Linked DNA regions of Mus musculus: region 1 is linked to region 2. The links are chromatin contacts, found by POLR2A ChIA-PET in ENCODE. All regions are on one chromosome and are shown on one strand. Each heading gives the region's core, a stretch centred on a gene start or an enhancer-like site at or near the end of the contact. The rest is flanking DNA. Distances are from core to core; before and after follow the strand shown.

Evidence for each region. ChIA-PET counts read pairs that join two places held with the same protein, here RNA polymerase II (POLR2A).
Region 1: POLR2A ChIA-PET joins it to region 2 with 16 read pairs in embryonic stem cell. The contact joins the promoter of Lamtor2 here to the promoter of Pmf1 in region 2. POLR2A ChIA-PET finds 5 or more read pairs at or near these places in 4 of 5 experiments (Patski and embryonic stem cell).

Annotation. Positions count from the first base shown.
Region 1 is chr3:88,550,530-88,554,403 of GRCm38, forward strand. It overlaps Lamtor2 (late endosomal/lysosomal adaptor, MAPK and MTOR activator 2), which reads right to left and starts at 2,422. Exons shown (of 4, transcript NM_031248.4): 1 at 2,267-2,422; 2 at 1,826-1,988; 3 at 167-256. The coding sequence starts at 2,334. Ubqln4 (ubiquilin 4) reads left to right here and starts at 3,187. Exons shown (of 11, transcript NM_033526.2): 1 at 3,187-3,383. The coding sequence starts at 3,276.
Region 2 is chr3:88,409,090-88,413,107 of GRCm38, forward strand. It overlaps Pmf1 (polyamine-modulated factor 1), which reads right to left and starts at 1,308. Exons shown (of 5, transcript NM_025928.4): 1 at 1,067-1,308. The coding sequence starts at 1,218. Slc25a44 (solute carrier family 25, member 44) reads right to left here. Exons shown (of 4, transcript NM_178696.5): 4 at 1,405-3,808. The coding sequence ends at 3,617.

The sequences.
Region 1 (3,874 bases), core at 1,172-3,671, 140 kb after region 2:
CATAGGCCAAGCCAATATGGTTGGGTTAGAATAGTTGAGAATCTGCCCAGCTATAGTGCCCAAAGCTCATAATAAACCTAATTAAAGTCTCCATGTCCTTTATTCAGAGCAAGGGCATGCATAGATGTTACAGCCCAGAAAGTTTATAACAGAGGAATATACTCACCTTAGCCTTGAGCATTCCGAAGCCTACGGTCTCCTTGGCATACATACATAGCAGAAGGTTGGCCACCCTCGTAATGGCTACACGGCCCTCCTGGTGGGAAGGACATGATACTTTGGGGCATTCTGCTTGACATCCTTAGTTCCTGCCTTCCCCAGGGTTCCTCTGGTCCTAGTGACATTGTCTCCCAAGCTTAGCAGAGCAGGAAGTTCAGCTAGGAGCTCTGCCCAGCATTTAAGACATGGGGGTCTGAAACTGGATTCCAGCCTCAGCTGAGCCATGTGCTAACCAAGCTATCCTGGGAAACCAAGTCTTCCAGAACTTGGGGTTCTCTTCTCTAATGCCGAGAACTGTCTCAGCAGGTCAGGACCAGGAACCCAACTCGTATGCTGCTCTGGCAGTAGGCTTGAGTTCGAATCCCAACACCAACACTGTGCTCACAATCATCTATAACAGCAGTTCAGGGGCTCCAATGCCTTCTTTCAGCCTCCTTGGGGGCATCATGCATGCACATGGGGCACATATATACCACCTGGGCAAAGCAACTCATACATACAGAATAAAACAAACCTTAAAAAGGTAAAAACAACTCCCCCCCACACACACACAACCCAACTTATGTCTCTTCTTTTCCTATGGTGTAACTTTTCAAAATGGGGATCAATTAGGGTGGGTCAACATTTGAAAATAACAATAAAAATGTCATGGCACATCTATGTGAGAGAAGTGATGTTTCACAGAACTTGCTCCAGTGTGTATACTAGCCTCTGACTCAAAAATAAAAACTGTGTTTCTTGGAATGGGTTCTAGAATCCCAAACACTCTAGGCAACTGCTCTACCACTGAGCTCCACATCTGTCCCTTAAAAAGCATTTCTTAGAGCTTAGCTAGGCTGCAGTGACACCAGCCCTGGACTCAGTACCCAGTGTGAATGAGAGTGGGTGTAAAGAATGGGCTGCCAGCATGACAGTGAAGAGCTTCCCAAGGGGCCTTCCCCACTGCAAACACCTTTTTCAGTTCTGCACACTGCCACTCTTCAGAGGACTTTAGCCCTTTCTCCCGACAACCTTTTCCCATTCTGTGATGCTCCATCTTTACTGATCTTTGTCCAAGCCTCACTCCGCCCTCGGCCCTTTGCAATTGCTGTTGTCAGAAATACTTGCAAAGTCTGCTCGGTGGTGGTGTACACCTTTAGTCCCAGGACTTGGGAGGCAGAAGCTAGCAGATTTCAGAGTTCAGCCTGATTCTATAGAGTGAGTTCCAGGACAGCCAGGACTACACAGAGAAGCCCTGTCTCGAAAAACAAAAAAAGAAAAAGAAAGAAAGAAAACAAATACTCGAAGAGAGCCTGCCTCAGTCTCTCGTGTACTGAACTAGAGGCATAAGCCACCATAGCAAGCACTGTTAGAAATATTTCCCCAAATGATTGCTGTATGGCTTAATTCTCTTCCCCTTTCCTATCGTCCTTCGGATCTTTTAACAAATGTCTCCTTTTCACTGAGATGGACCCTCACATAGGCCAGCACCGTACTCTCACTTCCTTTTTTAATATCTATGTTTTATTTGGCAAGGTGCGATGGTGCACACCTGCAATCTCAGGGTTGAGGTGGCAGAAGCAGGATAATCATTGCAAGTTCGAAGTCAGCCTACTTTACTCCATACCATGCAGTCCATCAGGATAAATTTGAGACTGTCTTCATTAAACGCTTGGTTCCCGTTCCTATCATACGCGGCCCAGATGTTACTGGCGATGGCCGCAGTGACCCGGGCATCTGTGTCCCCATAACCGGAGTAGGCCAGCAGCGATCCCTCATTATTCAGCAGCCTGGCAAGAATGGGAAGGATATCAACAAACTCAGGAAGAGTGAAAGGTCTGAGTTCCTATCCCAATTCCAGCTACTGGCGCTTTTAGGAAGCAAGAATCCAGGAACACGCTAATCAACTGTCCATTTCCCTTTCCGAGGAAGCCCTCAAGCAGGGTTTCCGAAGCTGCAGCTTGCAACATTAGCCACCTCCCGGCGTAGGGCTCTTCCCTACCCCTACTGCAGACAGCCGCGCGCCGCCCCATTCCAGCGCTCGCTGCTTGGGTTCTTGTTCACTCACAGGGTGCTCTGGACTCCTCCAGTGTTGGCTTGGCTTAGCACCTGCGTCAAAGCCTTGGGACGCAGCATGCCTGCGTCTCTTAACCCTGACCTGCACCAACACACCCCTACAGTCGCAGCCTCTTGCTCTCCCTCAGTCGCTTCCGGTGGCCCAGGAGCCCAGCTACGAGGCGCCTGGGAGTTGTAGTCACCGGGCCCATCTACTGAGGCTCTGGCCCAATTCCCGCCCCGCGCGAGGGCCTCTGGGAATCGTAGTTTCATGTGATCGCTCAAGGAATTCTGGGAACCATAGTTCAGCGTTCCAGTGGGACCATGTGGTTGTGGAGTTGGGGGGGGGGAGAGCGGGAGCGCAAGGACAGTGGCAACGGTGGAAATACTTTTAACATCTTCCACGCGAAGGACGCCTTCGTGCCTACTGGTCAATCGCAATCTAATAATAAATCTATCTGTTAGGCACATCCTTGACCATTTTTTAAAGCAATATTGTACGCTAGTCACAATTCTGTGGGGTCTTGCTCTTTTACTCCCAAGGCTCAGAGAAGCCACGTAGGCAAACTCCAGGTCTCTGAAACCGTCCTTAATGGCTCCCTCGGGGCGGTTCCCCGGAGGCCACGACTGCTCGAATCCGCAGAGGTCTTAAGGACGTCCTGAACCAGGAACGAACCCAGGCCTCTCAAGAAAACCAAGTGACCCCAGGGAACGGAGATAAGACGGCGACAACGAAAGTCCTTTGTCCGAACAGGAGGGAGCCGCAGGCGGCCCTGAATCTCCCGCCCTCCGCGCTGTCCGGCCCGGGCCAGCTGCGCACCCTGCTCGGGCCTGGGCCGCCCCAGCTGCAGTGCTCCCCCAGGCCGCCCGGGGCGCTGTGGCTGCGGCTGTCCGGAGTGGGCGGCGGAGCCTTGGGGAGGGGCGGGAGGGGGAGTTGGAGGCCCCGGAGTCGGGCCGGGCCGGGCGGGCCGGGAGGAGGAGGAGGAGGAGCCGGACGGGCTGGCGGGCGGCCGGGCGGCGGCATGGCGGAGCCGAGTGGGGCTGAGACGAGGCCCCAGATTCGGGTCACCGTCAAGACCCCCAAGGACAAGGAGGAGATCGTGATCTGCGATCAAGCCTCGGTCAAGGAGGTAGTATCTGGCTGGGAGGAGACAGGAGGGCGGGAGCAGCGCACCGAGGGGGTCAGAGCAGAGAGGGAGACCTCGGGGTCGGCCTGGCGCCGGGGACGGGCCCCCGGCCGGGGCGGAATCCAGGGGCATACAGGCGGGAGAAGCGGGTAGGGGGCGCCCTGCCAGGGCTAGTCCGGGGAGCGTGGCGCGGGTAGGGGCCGGTTTGGCCGCGCTACCCGGGCTGGGGGCGTGGTGGGGGAGCTTGAGGAAGGGACACCTTGCTTGCGGGCTCCATTTGGAGCCTAGGCTTGAGGAGAGTGTGCTCCAGGGTCACTGGTAGAGGTTCCAGGCGCTAAGGCACCGTGCGGCCCGAGCGAGCTGCGGCTATGCTCTCCCGGGAGTGTCGCGTGGTGGTGGTGCCCTCTCTCTCTCTCTCTCCCTCTCTCTCTCTCTCCACAGAGCCTCCTTGTCGCAAATCGAAACGGTTGTGTAGTTCAGTTTTCTGCTCTACA
Region 2 (4,018 bases), core at 58-2,557:
ATGTGCGACTGCATCTTTATATTGTGAAACCTAAGATTGGCACTTCTGGCAGTTGGGCCTTAGCCAGGCCAACGAAAAGGACAGCAGGGCAAGAATTTGAGGTCCACCTGAAGCCAGCATGTCCAGTCTTCCTCTAGTCACTGTGGAAGTCACTAGAGCTCTGCTGGCTGGAGCGGGAAGGCATGGGAGGTGGCGAGCACTGAGCCTATAGTCTTTTTTTTTTGAGACAAGGTTTCTCTGTAGCCCTGGCTGTCCTGGAACTCACTCTGTAGACCAGGCTGGCCTCAAATTCAGAAATCCGCCTGCCTCTCCCTCCCAAGTGCTGGGGTTAAAGGCTTGCGCCACCACTGCCCGGCTAACATTCCTTTTTTTAAAATGTTAATTTGATTCGGTCATGTTTATGTCTAGGTATTTTGCCTGCACGTATGTATTTGCACCATGTACATGCTTAATGCCCACCAGAATAGTGTCAGATCCCCTGGAAGTGGAGTTACAAGTGGGTGTGAACCACCATGTAGGTGCGCTGCAAGATCTGCAAGATCAACGAGTGCTCTTACCACTGAGCCCAGGACATTCCTGGTTATGAGGCCTGGCACACCAGCCTGTAAGGACAGCCACTCATTTCTGAGTTCGAGACCAGCTTGGTCTACAGAGTGAGTTCCAGGACAGCCAGGGCTACAGAGAAATCCTTTCTCAAAAAAAAAAAAAAAAAAAGACTGCAAGCTCAGTGCTTGCCACCTCCCGCGCGCTCCAGCCAGCAGAGCTCTGCGCTCATCTGGCGCCCTGGCGCGTTAGGTCTACGTAAGCAGATGACCTCTGGGGAAGGACGTCGGCTGCCCTAAGGCTGCCGCGGGCCCCAGGCTGCTGCCTTGCGGGACGGTGGAGAAGACAGCAACTGCAATCCGACCTTCCCTCTACTCCTCCGCAAACCGCGGCGAGAGGTTTCAGGGGAGCAGCCCTGCTCCACCGCGGCGGGTCGCCCACGTGACTGCGCCAAGCGTATCTCGCGGGACTTACGATCCTGCGACAGACCTCCCGCCACCTCTCCCCATTGGTCGCCACCTACCTCCTGTCGGCGACTAGCTTCTGGAGGAAAGTGTCTACTATGGCGTCCAGGAGTTTCACCCTGGGGATGGTCGCGTCCCCTGGCACAGCTTCCGGAGAGGAGCCCTCAGGCCCCCTTTCCGCAGCCTCGCTATCTCGGCTCACCTCAGCCATGTTGAAATTGAACCGCCAAAATAAACTGGCCCTGCAGCTCCTCCCAACAGGACCTCCGATTGGAGGCCGCGGAATGCCCGTCACGGAGCCGGATGGGGCGGGGCAGTGGCCGAGGACGAGGAATTAGTTCTCAGCTCCGGGGGGAGGGAGGGGGGGAAGGGCAGAAAACAAAACCCAAAAGCCAGAGTTTAGGGGCTCAATAAAAACTTTTAATTACATTTCAAAGATCTCATACAGTGCAACAGTGAATATTCGCAGCTAATCTCCTCGAGTCCATTTCTAGCTAATGCTGAATGTGCATTCTTTCCCATGTGCCTCTATCCAGCCCTCCTGTCTTGCCGAGTTTCTAATTTGTGTGTTGACCAATGGGTCAACATTTCTAGCTGTTTTGGTCTCCAGTTTTGGAAAAATGGCCGCCCACTGGCTCATCTTCACCAAGGCCAATCCCAGACCCTGACCTTGGGAGAGTAGGAGTTCCGACACGGGGGTGCCTTTTACCTTTATATCCAAGGTCCTTTCAAACACAAGGGGAAAGAAGGAAAGGGAGATAGGACAAGAAAGGGAGAGGCTTAAACACCGGACAAGAAAAGTCGGGAAGGAGTAACCTAAGGTATGAAAGGTGGGAGGAACCTATGTCCACACTCTGCCCCGTTAGGAAAGACCAAAGAGCAGAGCTGTCCAATCACAAAGGTCTTGATAGTGAAAGCCTGAGAGGGGCCCTTGCTCCACTGTATTGATAGGTCTTAAGGTAGAGGTGAGGAGCGAAAGGATTTAAAATGATCTGTGGGCTTCACCCTTCAGATGACTATGGGCAAGATTGAAGGGCTCTCTCAATAAAGTGCAGGAAGTGGGGCCTGGCGGCGTCCTGTAAACCTGGAACTTAGGAGGTGGAGGAAGATGAAGAGTTCTAGGCTACCCTCTGCTACATAATGAATTCAAACCCAGCCTGGGATATATGAGACCCTGTCTCAAAAAACAAACCAAAATGCTGAGACATTAGTAGAGGGCTCAGAAGGAAACAAATACAGACTACAGCGAGTAGTAGGAGGTGTGTGTGTGGAGACTGGGTCAAGTCAGGATGGAAGAATGTGGAGCAGCCGTGAGAAACATGAAGGCTTCAGTTAGCACCTTCCAATTTGGCACCATGGCATTTCCCAAGCATCTCCCAGGCTGAAGAGCAAGATCTGCCTGCTTTCTTCCCTCCCATTCCTGGATGTGCCTCTCTGCCACCAACACAGGCTCAGTAGAGGCAGGGAAGAGGGACGCTCCTGAGGAAAGCATCAATGGTTTTGGCAGTAAGAGGCTGGTAACCAGGTGGACCTGGCCTTGGGTGCCTTCCTGACTGTATTTTTTTTTTTTTTCTGTTGCCAGCACAGGGTACCATGACTGGGATGATACTTCACAACCAAGGACAAGAAAAAAAAGGATAGTTCATATTCCAGAGTCCCACTGTGAGACACCTGTTGCTATTCATCTGGGTGGCAGGTGTGCCTGTGGCACTGCTGCCTCGGGCTCAGAACCTCCGTTGTACCTCCAGGGCTTGGCTCAGCTGGCCTGAGGAGATAAGAGTGAGGAACACACATCCAAGCCAGTGGCTCTTTCCCAACCTGGCTTCAGGGCAAAGTTCCAAGGACAGTGTTCTCTAGTAAGTCTGACCCACTTATAACTATGCCCCTCTACTGTAGTCACCTGGGCCAATGAAGGCCAGCAGCTCATGCGGTTCCCGGGCCTGAGGGACAGGGAAGGGGGATAAAGAATTGGGATCTGTGTCACAGTTTTCCACTTCTCCAAGGAGTGGGGTCTGACAGCAGACTGAGCTATGAGGGTGAGTTGGCTCATTCACAGATGTTCAGCTACACATAGGAAGCCTTAGCATTCCTCCCTCCTAGTAACTCCCCTAGAAGATGAACGCCCTGCAGAGTGTGTGCTGCTCCGATTTGTCCCCCCAAAGGCAGGACAAAGCAGTGAACAACTCAGGTCCCAAATTTAAAATAAGCAGGCATAAAAAAATAAATAGACCCCAGGCAGCTACTCAGAGCCTTGGCCTGAGGCTCGAGAAGAAGCAGGGGACAAGCAAACGAGGAGCAGCTCTTCTCCAGGCCTGAGGGAAGGTCAGAGAGGGGTGCCAGAGGGGCTAACGGGGTCCTGTGGCCATGACTGAGTATAAGGACCGAGTGAGGGGCCCAGATCTGCAGGGGAAATCAAATGATGGGGATGAGGGAAGCCAGGCACAGAACCTCTGCAGAAGGAGCAGTCCAAAGTCTCCTCTCTTATCCCTGACAGACAACCTGGAGCAGGATGGGTGTGTGGTGGTGGTATTCACAGGGTCAGTTATCCTCTCTGCTCTGCCCTGGCCCAGAGTAATGTGTGAAACCACAGCCTCTCCATCCACCGCTCTCTACCAGTGTCTCGAGTCCACCAGCTCAGGTCGCAGGCTGAGCTTCTTGAGGCTCTCGTAGCCCACCACGATGACGATGGTGGAGGGTGTAGCCGAGATGATTCTTGCCGAGAGGCCCTTCATGAGGCCCCAAGGCCCCTCCTCTGCCATCAGCTGCCTGAAGGTCAGGACGATGGAGCTCTTGCCTTCAACCTGAAAAAGTCACCACAGTGAAGAGCCACCAACTGTGCTGTCACCACTGCTCAGCACACCCTCAATAGCACTTCAGGCTCGAGGAGGGACTCCGAGGGCTAGCCTCTGCTTTCTGGGCAGCACAGTGACTTCCTCCTAGCTCTGGTGACAGACTTCCTGGGTGGACTTAACCCTGCCTACCCCAGTTTTCTAAAATAGAAAATGGTGATA